2 separate regions of the Homo sapiens genome follow, and region 2 is linked to region 1. A link is an interaction called in ENCODE POLR2A ChIA-PET data of the cell type or tissue named here. Cell type or tissue: MCF 10A. All regions are shown on one strand. Links, peaks and the distances in the headings refer to the core of each region. The heading gives the core; the rest is flanking DNA.

What was found. ChIA-PET counts read pairs that join two places held together with the same protein. Peaks named below come from ENCODE experiments on the same cell type or tissue, not always from the same donor. Only the 100,000 strongest peaks of a DNase experiment are listed, where the experiment ranks them.
Region 2: POLR2A ChIA-PET joins it to region 1 with 5 read pairs; 2 of 35 experiments call an interaction of 5 or more read pairs at or near these places.

Annotation. Positions count from the first base shown.
Region 1 is chr12:114,917,048-114,924,611 of GRCh38, forward strand. No RefSeq gene overlaps it. Among named protein-coding and RNA genes, the nearest start is that of TBX3, 240 kb to the left of the region's middle. In MCF 10A, for the core only: no CTCF peak of the experiment used is centred there; DNase peaks (open chromatin) are centred at 1,994 and 3,984.
Region 2 is chr12:115,327,660-115,335,223 of GRCh38, forward strand. LOC124903082 (a long non-coding RNA gene) reads right to left here. Exons shown (of 11, transcript XR_007063592.1): 4 at 4,515-4,644; 5 at 386-458. Among named protein-coding and RNA genes, the nearest start is that of LINC02463, 550 kb to the right of the region's middle. In MCF 10A, for the core only: no CTCF peak of the experiment used is centred there; no DNase peak of the experiment used is centred there.

The sequences.
Region 1 (7,564 bases), core at 1,257-6,256:
TTTCCTCTAACAGGGTCTCATCTCTTTGCTCATCCGTACAATGGAAATGCTGAGCTGGAAATGAACCTAAAGTTTCGTTTCAACATTTGAGTATTGTATTAGTTTCCTGGGCTGCTGACACAAAATACCACACAAACTAGGTGGCTTAAAACAACCGAAATTTATTATCTCAGAATTCTGGGGGCTGAAGTCTGGAATGAAGGTGTCAGGAGGGCCATGCTTCCTTCAATACTCTGAATAAGCTCCTTTCTTGCTTTTTTCAGCTTCTGTGGGCGCTGTCAATCCTTGAAGTTCCTTGGCTTGCAGCTGCATTTGTCCATCTCACATGATGCTCTCCCCTGCGTCTGTGTCCTCATATGTGTGCCTAAATTTGCGTCTGGGTCTAAATTTCTCTCCTTTGATAAAGACACCAGTCATATTGCAGGAGTGCCTACCATACCATAGTACGAGCTCATCTTAACTTGATTACTCAATCTGCAATGGCCTTTTTTTTTTTTTTTTTTCCAAATAAGGTCACATTTACAGGTACTAGGGGTTTAAGACTTCAACATACCTTTTTAGAGTTGACACAATTCAACCCATAACAGGCATTACTGAGTGCTTTTCTAGTGACCAGGTTTACGAGGTTTTATTTTGCGATTTGAGATAGGAGATATTGATGGCTTCCCCTCAATGGAGGAGAAATTGGGGATACAAGGGCAAGAACCATGTTAACTGCAGCCAGGGCTGACATTAAGTTGGGATGCATTGGTACAGCTTTATGGGTAGTTAAAACATAAGAAGACTTACCACTGTCCCACTATTCCACACTCTAAGAGAAGCATATAATTAGTCTCCCAGCCCCCAATCCCATGTATTCCTTTATGTGATTACATAAGTAATGCCTGTCATCCCCATTAGATCAGGAGCTCTGTATTGTTCAGATGCCTACATTTGGTTGTGGTTCAGAGTAGTTGCTTGTTGTAGGCATCCTCTAAGATGGCTCTCAATGACCTTGCCTTCTGGTGTCCAGGCCCTTGTATAAATCCTACCCCCCAACCCCCAATGCCACTGAAGAAGTCTGGCCTGTATAACCAATAAGACATTGCAAAAATAATGTTGTGCAACTTCTGAGGCTGGATCACAAAAGACATTGCAATGCCCACCTTGCTCTCTCTTGGGTCACTTGCTCAGGGGAAACCAGCTGCCATGTGGTGAGGATTCTCTAGCAGCCCCATGGAGAAGTCCATGAAGTGAACAACTGAGGTCTCCAGCCAACAGCCATGGGAGTGAGCTGTCTTGGCAGTAGATCCTCCAGCCCCAGTCAAACTTTCAGATGAGACCATAGACCTAGGTGACGTTTGTAACTGCAGCCTTATGAGCAGCCCTGAAACACAACCACCCAGCTAAGCCACTCCTGAATTGGTGACCCACAAAAATGAGTTTATAAATGCTTGGTTTTGTTTTAAGCCACTAAGTTTTGAGGTAACTTGTCATGGGGCCACAGATCATGAATACTATGCTCAGTGTAAATTTCTTGAATGAATAAGGAAACTGATGCATAAATCAATGAATGAATAAAAGAACTGTTTTTCAGGCTAATTATAGTTAGCTAGAAATTAGCTCCATCCACCATGGACTAAGTGGGTGACTTCAGGCAAATATAATCTTGCTGCCCTGGGTCTCAGTTTCTTCATCTGTAAAATGGGATGATAACAGCAGTAGCCACCTCAGAGAGCTGCTGTAAAGATTCAGGAAGAAAAGACAGGCAAAGACACTTAGCATAGTGCTTGGCAGGGATCATACTGGATTATTTAACACTCAGCACAACCCATGCATAAGCAGTCAGAATGGTCACCACCTGGCTTGATATCAGCCCTGGGGTGGGGCACATGATAAACTCTCCAGAATTGGTAGCTGTCATCATAATCATTGCCACCAGGCTAAAGGCTAATAACCTTAGTGCCTGCAGCAAGGAGCTCTCAACTTAGTGTGGGAAAGAGACAAGCAAGCAAACATTTACACTAGTGTGATGAAGGGCATAGGAATGTGCAAAATGATGATCCATTCTGCTACGGGAGGAAAATGCCCATATAATCACAGAGGGCAGAGGTCCAGAGGTCTCTGGCCTGAGCCTCAATTCCAGCTCTCAGACGCTTTTGAGAGTTAACGTTTGTTTCCACTGTTTCACCCAGTTTGGGAACAAATAAATTAGTTCTGAGCGGAACTAAAACCTAGCTCCACCACTCGTCTCCTATTGTGACCTTGGGCAAGTCACTTAGCCTCTCTGAATCTGCTTCCCCATTTATAAAAGGGGAACCATTAAAGTTGTTAACTCCTAGCAAGCACTTAAGACAGTACGTGGTGCTATTTTTGACACTGGTAAGTGCTTTATAAATGTCATGTGGGTTACTATTGTTACCACTTTTTTATTATTTAAGGTGCTGAATTAGACCCCTTCTTCCTGAAAGACACTAAAAGACACTCTGTTCTCATGGAAAAGATGGCTCCATGAGAGATGAATCTTAGTTTTCCTTCCCACACATACCATACACAGGGCCCTCTTGAACTTCAAAGAGAAGCCCCGCCAGGAAGCTCAACTCGCTGTAAGTGTAGCAGGAGAAATATGGGAGCCGGCTTCCAGGGCCGCTGAGCAGCTGTTTGATATCACACCAGGGTGGCCAAGACTTTGGGGACGGGCCTGTTTACTCCTCACAGATAACATCTCAAGTGGACTGTGGGGAAGGATGGGAAGGACGCTCAGGGTCAGCCTTCACCTTTGTAGTTGTTTAAATATCGATTATAACTCATCTGAGACTGACTTATGCTAGGGTGAGGAGCGAGTGATGTGTTTGAAGATATCCCATAGATTTGCTTGAAGACTTCATTTAGAGGATCTTAAATCTCTTAACAAAAATGGGTGGATCTCAGCCATCGTTTTTCTGGTTAAGAAAGTGCTCAGCAGCACTTTTGTTAATAAGCTTCATGGTTGAAAACTCTAAGATACCAGAGGCCTTCTCCATCTTAATTAAATATGGCAATGCATACTAATAAGAAATTGAGCTATCTAACTAATTGAAATGAAATGCGAATTGGATTTTAGAAAACAAGAAGTGCACAGACAAAGATGTTTTGGAAGCAGTTTTTAAAAAAATGCAATGGCTTTCCTACTGTAGGATTTCCTAGGGTCTCTTGTATGTCCATGTGCGTTTTGATTTTGTCTCCCTGAGAAGGACCTAGGAAGGCACAAGTTTTGCAAAAGTTTTTGGATCACAGAATCTTTAATTTGTGGAGCATAGTGTGAGATTAATATTCTTAGGAACACACTTTGGTCCAGGCTACTATGCGAATAAAATAGGTAAAGTACTTAGACCAGTACACACCACCCATAGCAAGTGCTTGGGGAATGGTACACATTATTATTGTTACCGTGGAGGGGGGTTGAACTTCAAAGTTGCCTCCAACTCTAAAAATCAATGATTCTCATTATAATGTCATCACAGAAAAGTAATTGAGCTTGTTGGCTTGGATGAAATGGAAAAAAATAATTGAAATTATGCACTCAAAATAGTTTCTTTAGTAATTTAAATGTAGTTCTTAACAAATAGCAAAGTTGATCTTCATTTGTCTTTTCTTTGTGGGGGAGGGGGGTTGTTTTTTCATAAGATCTTAGCAAACAATGAAATCCTCAGAGGCAAATCAAGTAATGTCCCAGGAAATCCCAGGACGCACATTTCAGCATGTGTAGGAAATGTGTTGTCTTCACAAGGGGCATACTCCAGCAGACCCTGAGTTGTACCAGTGTCCTACCCTGGACGTGAATGTGCTGTGAGCAGATGGAAACCACCTCACTGCTTTGGATACTGGGCTTTTAAAGTATGAAACATAAACAGGAGATTAATGCATCAGCTTGCCACTCAAAGTGTGGTCCACAGATCGGCAGCAGTGACATCACCTGGGGTTATTATTTTTCTTGGAGAGAGGTCCTTTCCCCTGTACTCGCAATTTCCAGGTTTTGTTTGGCAACTTGGTAAAGTGACCATTTGCTTAGCCAGATGTGCCTGAACATTTTGGAACTCTGAGTCAAGAGGGCGGTTCCTGCTTCAAGGAGAGAGCTGGTTCCAATTCTAATTTTCATTTCTAGATCTGGATATTTATGACAAAGACCTCATCAACCTGGAAGTGTAACTTTCCTGCTTTCAACTCTGAGTTCTCCATCACCTCCCCTGGCCCCTTGCACATACAGTCTATCTTCTTTTCCATATAATAAAACAGCAATGTAATCAGCCCCTGGAACATGTCTTGGCATTAGGAGTAAACTCAGGCAGCTCGGTTTATTAGCTGTTTCCATGGGAGAGAACTCTTGGGGCCAAATAGATATTTACAAATATTGTAAGCACTCAGCTGCTCCCCAGGAGTGACATTGCTGTCTGGAGATAAATAGCTTCTCAGAGAAGTTAGGCTTTCTTCTACACCCTCTACTCCTCCACCCTCCTCATCTGTCTTGCTTTCAGCCAGATCATCCTATAACCACAAGGTCCCCAGAAGAGATTTTTCACCACCTTTGGGCATTGAGGGCCCGAGGGCTTGAGGTTTACTACTCTGGGGGACCAGACCAGAAATGTGGTTTTGAAAGATGAATATTTTGATATATTTTGTGATTTAGCCAGCTGAGAGCCTTTGTGAGCAGAAATGAGCATCTCATAAGGGGTGTTTTTAGTCTCACAGTGCTTAGAGTGGTTGGAGGACCAGGTTCAGGGTGATTATATCAACTTCTCCAAGTATTCATTTATTCAACAAATAGACATTGACTCCCCAGCACATACAAGGCAGTGCATTCAACACTGAGGTTACCATCTTGTATCTGTTAGGGTCCAGCAAAAAAACTGGCATCATTAAAGGTCCTTCAAGCAGAGAGAATTTAATACAGGAAATTGAATCCATATGGGACAGAGGAACTGAGAAAGCAGAAAGTGAAGCAACCTAGAGTTTACCAATAGCAGGAAGTCACTACTGTCCCTAAAGAAAAGGGACAAAAAGAGGATCTTTTACTTTCAGAGGCTAAGTGCCAGGACCTTCAAGTGTAGCCAAGATTATCAAGCAGCTGAGGCTTCTGCCAGAGCCGGATGGGTGTGTGAAGTGATAACTACTCAACTGTGTCCTCTTCCCTCACTCTAGTCTTCCACCAGAGCCTCCTATTGGCTGAGAGTACAAGGAAGCAAGAAGGCAAAGGAGTTTGGAAAATGTAGCTCCTTAAGATTTGGAAGAGAACAGAGCAGATAAAGAATCTGAGAGTGAGCAGGTGTATGGTTGGCACATGTGGCAAGAGGGACAGTTACAGTCTTGGAAAAAACTGGGTGTCAACTATTGCCTTGGCTCTACTATATCCTTGACACTCTCTCCTAAACCCAAACTGAATCTGAAGGGTGAGAGATGATGGTGTTCCTCCTTTTTTTTCCAACCCAAAATTTGAGAACTTGCCAAGAGAAAAAAAAAGCCACATTGCAAAAGGAAATCTACTTCATAGATGAGCCAAAGTTTGTATGAACAAGTCCCCATTTTAACTTTAGAGCCCCCAAATGAACTTAGCATTGGGGTGTTTTCCAGCCTTGAAAACACCTTTCCCTGCAACAACCATGATTAAAATTTATTGAATGCTTGGTATGTGCTGGCCATTATGCTAAATTCTTCCCATACATTATCTCTTTAAACTTTATATTGATCCCATGAGGTAGCAGTAGCTACTCTTCTTATAACCAATTTGTAGATTAGCAATCCAAGGTTTAGATAGGTTAAGTTTAACATATTGCCAGGGAGTGGTGGAGCTGGATTTGGAGACAGGCAATCTGACTTCAGAGCCCATATTTTTAGCCACTCCTCAATATTGCCTTCCAATGAAAGTGTATTTAATGTTGTGGCAGGAAAGAGGAAAATCTCCGTAGAATATAGTTCAGATAATATAGTTCAGAAGATAGTTCAGAGGACCCCCCCAGAGTCATAGATTAAACAGGGTAGACACTTATTTCTCTTGCACGTAAGAGACTGGGCTAATCTGGCAGCTCTGCATCTTGGAGTGTTCAGTGGCTGGGGTCTCTCTTTTTTTCTTTGTCATCCTTAGGGTATTTTTCATCATTGACACTTTTCTAGTTATTTCACCATCAAATTTGTAATATAAACAGTGGAAATAGTAAGATAAATGTGAGGGAAAATAGGCTCCTTCACTCTAAGAGCATGACACAGAAATCACACACATTTTTCTCAGTCTCATTAGCCAGAACTTAGTTATATGTTCCCACCTAGCTGCAAGGGAGGTGGGAACTGGGCAGCCCAGCTAAAATTCAATTGTTCTGTCAATACAGCGGAAAAGAAAAACTGACATTGAGGGACAACTCTCTGGTTCTGCTTGCACATACCCTTCTTTTTACTTCAATGTACTGATTGAAAATCTTTTCCATGTTTCATCTCAGCTAATGGGCAAATCTCCAATTTGGGATAATTTTGTGTTCAGTTTACAATACAGGAGGCAACTGAGTACATGAGAGTTGAAATTGTTTGTTCCAGGTCACCAACTGAGTCAATTATGTGGGGAATGAGATTGGAATGGGTATTCATTTTATAAGTGGCCTTTCAATTCTTTTTTATATTAAAAATGGCTTTTTGCCTCTTGAGGTAACCTCATTACTGTGTTAGAGTTGGATAATAAATTCTTATGTAATGAAGACTCTGCATATAAACACCCTTTGTTTAATGCTCAGTGCTATTAGAAATTATTATTTGGACTGTTACTCAATTTTTGACATTAACACAATTCCAGCAAGTCTGAACTAACTGATTCATGTGAAACAATAAAAAATGTGTGAGAGCTGAAGTGTCTGGAGGGCTTAGTCAAGAAATACTATTTTTTTTTTTTTTTGAGATGGAGTCTTGCTCTGTCGCCCAGGCTGGAGTGCAGTGGCATGATCTCGGCTTACTGCAACCTCTGCCCCCCAGGTTCAAGCGGTTCTCCTGCCTCAGCCTCCACAGTAGCTGGGACTACTGGCACATGCCACCATGCCCCACTAATTTTTTGTATTTTTAGTAGAGACGGGGTTTCGCCGCATTAGCCAGGATGGTCTCAATCTCCTGACCTCGTGATCCATCCGCCTTGGCCTCCCAAAGTGCTGGGATTGCAGGCATGAGCCACCGTGCCCGGCCAAGAAATGTTCATTTTTATGGACAGAAACTTAGCCTAGTTCAAGTCAGGAGAATTAACTGTAACAGACACCGGATGATATCCCATGCATTCAAGGGTTAGAAACAAAGTTGAGGGGACCCCACAAGTTAGGAATTTGTCATTTGAGCCCTATACAACACATTGTATAGGAAAGCCCACATTGTTATGATATAAAAATAATCACCAGAAACTCATGCACGTATTCCCCAGCAAATCTCTCAGCCCGTTTTACATGAGTGTAACTACTCACTAGTGCATCAATACCTTTGTTGGACACTCCCTCACAGGTTGCCAGATGCTATAGGTATCCGACTATACCATGCAAATGAAATGCAAATGGATTGCAAAGTGAAATTGCAAATCTTGCAAAAG
Region 2 (7,564 bases), core at 1,292-6,291, 410 kb after region 1:
AACTTACAATCATGGCAGAAGGGGAAGAAAACACGTCCTTCTTCACATGGAAGCAGCAAGGAGAAGAATGAGCAAAATAGGGGTCAGGGGGAAGCCCCTTATAAAACCATCAGATCTCGTGAGAACTCATTCACTATCAGGAGAACAGCATGGAGGTAACTGTCCCCATGTTTCAATTACCTCCCTCCAGGTCCCTCCCACGACACATGAGGATTATGGGAACTACAATTCAAGATGAGATTTGGGCAGGGACACAGCAAAACCATATCAAACAGCCAATCAATGAAATGAAAAGGAATTTCATTCTTTATCTGAGTCTATCAAAGGATGTTATTGAGGATGCATTTCATGGCTCACCCCATGTTACTTCCAGTGAACACTTTACCTTCCTCAATTTTCTTCCACATACTCAAGGACATTCCCCCTTTAAACTCCTCCCAAAAGGTCTCTCTTCAACCCTGGTAGAAACAAAGAAAAGAGAACATTTTCTATTTCTATACAAAAAAAGTCACTGGGATTTTGTTGGGGATAGCATTGAATCTACAAATTTACTTTGGGTAGTGTAGATATTTTAACAATATTAAGTCTTCAAATCCATGACATGAACTTCTTTCCATTTATTTGTGTCATTTTTCATTGCTTTCATCAATGTTTTGTACTTTTCACTGTACCAATGTGCCTTTACAGTTAAATTTGTTTCTAAGTATCTTATTTTTTTAATACAGTATGTCTCTCCTTTTATTTAGACCTTCTTTGATTTCTTTCATTGGCATATTGCATTTTTTAGTATATCTGTATCATTTAGTCCTGTATATGCTTTATCAGATTTGTAGCTATGCTGTTGTAAATGGTATTGTACTTTTTAATCTTTGTGTCCATGTGTTCATTGGTAGTTTGTAGAAACATAATTGTTTTTGCATGTTTATCTTTTTGATGCTGTTGTAAATAAGGTCACTTTCTTTATTTTTTGCCAATAGTTTATTTTTAGTGTATGGAAATGCAGCTGATTTTTCTTTTTTTTTTTTTTTGAGAGAGAGAGGGTCTCACTTTGTCATCCAGGCTAGAGTGCAGTGGACCAATCATGGCTTACTGTAGCTTCGACCTAGGATCAAGCAATCCTCCCACCTCAGCTTCCTGAGTAGCTGAGACTACAGTTGTGTGCCACCATGCCTGACTAATTTGTTTTTTTTTATTATTTATTTTTGTAGTGATAGAGTCTCGCTATGTTTCTCAGGCTGGTCTCAAAACCTGAACTCAAGCTATATTCCTACCTCAGCCTCCAAAAATGTTGGGTGAGCCACCATGCCTGGTGCAACTGATTTTTAAATGATGATTTTGTGTCCTGTGACTTTACTAAATTCATTTATTAGTTCTAACACTTTTTTGGTGGAGTCTTTAGATTATGCCATCTGCAAATAGAGACAATTTTACTTTTTTTCCGATCTGAATGTCTTTTTAAATATCTCATTTTTTCCCTAATTGCTCTGGCTTCTACTACCATCCTTAATAGAAGTAGCTAGAGTGAGCATCGTTGTCTTGTTCCTGATCTTAAAGGAAACACTTTCAGTTTTTCACCACTGAGTATGATGTTAGCTGTGGGCTTTTCATATACAGTCTTCAGCGTTCTGAGGTAAGTTTCTTCTACACTTAATTTGCTGAAAGTTTTTGTCGTAAAATGGTGTTGAATTCTGTCAAATGCTTTTGCTGCATCTACTAAGATGATTATATGCTTATTAACCTTCATTCTCTTAATATGGGATATTATATTCATTGCTCTGTATATGTTGAACCATCCTTGCATCCCAGGGATAAATCTCACTTTTCAGGGTGTATGATATTTTAATGTGCTGTTGAATTTGATTTGCTAGTATTTTGTTATGAATTTTTGCATCTGTGTTCATCAAGGATATTAGCCTGTAGTTTTTTTTCTTATAGTATCTTTGGCATTAGTAACAGGGTAATTCTGGCCTCATAAAATATGTTTGGAAGGGTTTCTTCCTCTTCAATTTTTTGGAAGAGCTTGAAATATATTGGCATCAATTCTTCTTTAAATGTTTGCTAGAATTCACCAGTGAAGCCATCTGGTGCTAGGCTTTTCTTGGTTGAGAAGTTTCAATCTAGGCAATGATTTCTCGGATATGACATCAAAAGCATACACAACAAAAGCAAAAAGTTACTAGTGGGACTACATCAAATTGAAAGCTTCTGCAGCACAAGGGAAATAATCAACAGAGTGAAAAAACAACCTATGGGATGGGAGAAAATATTTGCAAACTGTTTATCTGATAGGGGTTAATACACAAAATATACAAGAACCTCTTACAACTCAATGGCAAAAATACAAATAACCTAATTTTAAAATGGGAAAAGTATTTGAATGAACATTTCTCCAATGATTTACAAATGGCCAAGTACAAAAGGAATTCAAAATGTTCACAGAAGATGTGTATTACAAAAAAAACTAGGCATGGATTTCAAAATTTTTTACATGGAAATAAACTTATACTAACTTGTTACAACATGTCTCAACAGGATCTAGTTGGAGGCACTAGGAAGGATAAGACATCAGTTTGAGAATAGTCCTTATCAAAGCAACATGAATTCTACTAAAATTGAAGCAAAGACAAACATCAAATGTATGGTAAAGCTTGGGTAGAAGAATGGCAAAATCATCGATGTTTTATGAAAAATTTATGGGGATGATGCCCCAAAGACATCAGCTGTTTGCAAATGGATAACTCACTATAAGAAAGGACGAGACACTGTTGATGATGAAGCCCACGGTGGCAGACCATCCACAGTGATTTGTAAGGAAAAAATTAATCTTGTGTGTGACCTAATTGAAAAGGATCAATGACTAACAGCAGAGACAATAGCCAACATCACAGACATCTCAGTTGGCTCAGTTTATGCAATTTCAACTGAAAAATTAAAGTTGAGCAAACTTTCTACTCAATGGCACCAACACCATCAGCTGCATCCAGACCTGCTGCAGACAAGAGCAGAGCTTTCAATGAAAATTTTGGACAAGTAGAATTAAGGTTCTGAAACATTTCTTTGAAGAATTGTAACAGGAGATGAAACATGGCTTTACTATTATAATCCTGAAGACAAAGAACAATCAAAGCAATAGCAACCAAGAGGTGGAAATGGTCCAGTAAAAGCAAAAGCAGAGCAGTCAAGAGCAAGGTCATGGCAACAGTTTTCTGGGATGCTCAAGGCATTTGCTTGTTAACTTTCTGGAGGGCCTAAGAATTATAATATCTGCTTATTATGAGAATGTTAGTTAAAGCTTTAGCAGAGAAACACCTGGGAAACCATCACCAGAAAGTCCTTCTCCACTTCAACAACACTCCTGTTCATTCCTCTCATCAAACAAGTGCACTTTTGCAAGAGTTTGAATGGAAAATTATTAGGCATCCACCTTCCAGTCCATATTTGGTTTCTTCTGACTTCTTTTGGCTTCCTAATCTTAAAAAGTATTTAAATGGTACCCATTTTTCTTCAGTTAATAACATAAAAAATACTGGCTTAACATGGTTAAATCCCCAAAACCCTTGGTTCTTTAGTGATGGACTAAATGGCTGGTATTACTGCTTGCAAAAGTGTCTTGAAGTTGATGATTCTTATGTTGAGAAAAATAAAGTTTGCATTTTTTCTTTTTATCTTTTAATATAAAAGATAGAGTTTTTCTTCATGAATTTTTGAAGTCCTCTCATATATGAGAAGGTGCTCGACATCACTAACCATCAGGGAAACACAAATCAAAACCACAATGAAATATCACGTCATACCTATTAGAATGGCTATTTTCAAAGGGAAAATAGATGTGCTGGCAAGGATGTAGAAGAAAAAGAACTCTTGTACGCTATTGGTGGGAATGTAAATTGGTATGGCCATTTTAGGAAACAAAATAGAAGTTCCTCCAATAATTAAAAATAGAGCTACCATATGATCCAGCAATTCCACTCCAGAGTTTATAGCTAAAGGAATTGAAATGAGGATTTTGAAGAGATAATCTACACTTCAAGTAGCACACACAGGTAGCCAAGTCATGGAAGCAACCTCAACAAAATATTATCCAGGCTTAAAAAAAACAAGGAAATCTTCCCATTTACATACAATATGAATCAAACTGGTAGACGTTATGCTAAGTGATACAAACCAGTCACAGAAGGATAAATACTGCATTATCCCACTTCTATGAGAAATCTAAAATAGCCAAACTCATAAAAGCAGAGAACAGCATGGTGGTTGCCAAGGCTGGGGAAAGAGGGACATGAGGAGTTGTTTTCTCAATGGGTATAAAGTTTCTGTTATGCAATATGGATAAGTTCTCAAGATCTTCTGTATAACATAGTGCCTGTAGTTAATACAATAAAGTGTACTTAAAAATTTGTTAAAAGGGTGGATCTCATGTTAAGTGTTCTTAACACACACACACAAACACACACACACACACACACACAAAGGGACAAAAGAAAACTTTGGAAGGTGATGGATCTGTTTATTACCTTGATTGGGATCCACATTATTTGGGTATTATTGCCACTAAAAATATTACTAGCAAGGAAGCCAGGTGGTACTTTTTTTCCATTTTTCTCAGTTGATTTTGCCAGATGATTGTGTTCCAGTTACTTCTTCCTGCAAGAATAAGGATAGTATACACTAAGTTTATTTTGTTATTGTTGCTGTAGTCTTTTCAGATGAGATGAAAAAGTCATGAACTCTATCAAATCCCAGATTAAAAACAGCAACAACTAAGAAGTCTCTATAGAAGTTTAAGTGATGTGAATTCTAAAAATTAAAGAGAATTTTTAAGTGCAATTGCTAGAATCTCAATTCATTAAAATAAATGTAGTTTGAGATTTGGTATCATGTTAAAAATTTGGAAGCTGCTGTCATGTTGTGACTAATTTAATATTCTTGGAAAATAACATTTTTGTGGAGGGAGAGAAGTGCTGATTTTCTCATTGACTTTGGCGGGCGGAGGAATCCAGAAAGTAGGATATGGGTTTCCCATTCTTGTTCCCCCAAAATGCCTATATTACCTCCAAAACTCAGTGAGAAAATGACCCACTTATTTGGACCTCAGATCTCCCATCTACTCTTCAAGCAGTGTGACCTTTTTTAATATGGTATATGTTGGAGTTTAAATATAAGGCTTCTCTTGAGAAAAGATTTCTGCTGCTAAAAGTAGGTTGATCGACTCAATGGTAAAAACACATTTCCCCCTTGTGGGACTCAATAAAACTATTTTCAAGTTTAATGGAAAAAATAGGCTATAAAATTGTTTTATTTTTCCTGAATACTTCTTTCTGATGTAAAAAAACAGGGTTATTTGTCACTGATCTAAACCATGGTTTTGTATCTTTCAGGTTTATAGGAAAATAAGAAGCTCTCTCTCTCTACTCCCACCTCAATGTTACCACCCCCAAGCAAAACCACAGTCCATTTTCCCTGTTGAGGGCCCCATGTATGATGTTAGAAAAAGGATCTGGCTGTCTTCCCTTATGTCTGTTTCAAAGGTTATGGACATAGCTCTGGTTTCTCTATTTCCCTGAACATATCATTATTTAAACACCATGCATGGATTCATGTAAACCAGTGGCTTTTAGCCCTCATTTTATATCCAAAGCCCCTGGGAACTTTAAAAAAATCTAGATTCCCAGACCTCATGCCAGATCTACTGAAAGAGAATCTCCAGGGGTATGTTCTGGGCATCTTTAAGAAAGAGCAATTTAAGGATAGTTTTCTCATTCTTCCTCCTGAAATCAGAGTATAGTCAGTATCATGGAGGGAAGCTGGCTTCACCATCTGAGCACAAAAGGCTGTTCATCACCCACTTAGACACCAACAGGTGGGCATGTCAGGAGGCCCAGGAGCTCCTGAACATGCCCTTTCTCTTCATGCACAGGCCCTTTCAGGGTCAAAATACTCTACTGAGCACCATCTTGGTTCTTTCCTCCATACCAGACACTGCCTAAGACAGGTGACACTCCTGAGGAGAAAGGTTATGAACTCCTAAATTAGCATCTTCCAAATCTACTTATCCTGTGCAATGCCCAGTGGAAAATAGAGCTCTGTGGTTAAGTTCAGGATATGCTACTAGCACCGAACTGCTTTTAAGAGCCACTATGCTGGTGCACGTCTGTGGTTCCAGCTACTCTGGTGGCTGAGGCTGGAGGATTCTTGAGCCTAGAAGGTTCAGACTGCAGTGAGCCATGATCATGCCACTGCACTGCAACCTGGGTGACACAGTGAGACTCTGCCTTGGGAAAAAAAAAAAAAAAGAAACAACCAAGAGCCACTATGCACTTGGACTCTAAAAAATTCTGCAATCAAGAAATCTGTTTACTGAGCATTCCCCACCTGTATTCGACTACGGTACCCTTTTCTATTAATATCCCTATCAGTATCTGAGGAACACACTTTGCCACATGTTGATCCCGACTATGAGCTGCTGGATATAAGGTCCAGTGTCCCCTGATGCCTTACTCCTCAAAGCAACTGGAGAAGGAGAGGAAGCAAGGCAGAGTCCAGGAACAGGAAAGACATAGTTTGGCCGAGGGGATTTAGCAGCCTGATAGTAATCAGAGAACTTGAGTGTAATTGCTTGTGTTGTTTCTGAAAGCATCTCAGCCAGGCTGGTGGTCCAACGTCCAAATTAGCTAATGGGGACAGGAGGGCTTTACATGTTTAGAAATGAGGGCTTTTTGGATCAGCACTCAAAGATACTCCAATTTTTTGGAAAATTGCCATTTTCCTCTTATATCATGATTCTCAAACTTTAGCTTGCATCGTCTCCCCTGGAGGCTTATGAAAACACAGATTGTCAGGTTCCACTCTGGGAGTGGCTGAGGCAGCAGGTCTGGAGTGGGGTCAGAGAATTTGCATTTCTAACAAGTTCCCAGGTGATGCTGATCTGTTGGTCCGGGGACCACACTGAGGATGACTGCTTTAGGAAGTAAAGAAGTGCAACAGAAGAAGGGAAGGGGATACAAGTGATAGACAAAGAGGAAACCGAATAAAAAGAAGAAAGAAAATATAAAAGAGGAGTGGGAGAGAAGACAGGGAGATAGTGAGAATGACAGGAGAACAAGGGAAAGGGGAGAGAAACAGCTGGGAAGAGAGAGGAAAGCTAGGAAAAGAGGACCACAATAGAAGAATAATGAGTAAAAGAGAAGAAAAAGGGAGAAAAAGAAAGAAGGAGACTGAGCTGCTTGCAGACTTGCATAAGGGTTCCCAAGGTGTCAACGTTGGTATCTGGGCAAAGGACCAGTGGTAGTGAAGCTTCCTGCATCTGTGGGGACACCTACTGTATACACAGCAACAACTTCCGCATCCATATTGCTTGTGGATATGCCCAGGTTTCCAGTTCCCTGGCCTCAGCTTGGTTACACCAGCTGCTTTGGAAGCAAACCTGGCTCCAGTTAAAGGAGAAAGCCATGAGAAAGGAGGACAGAGTTCTCATGTCCTTATTTCCCCATCCTGACCTCCTCCCCTCCTGGGTCTTTTCAGATCCTGGATTCCCTTCTCAACTTCCCCTCTAACCCAGAAGGAC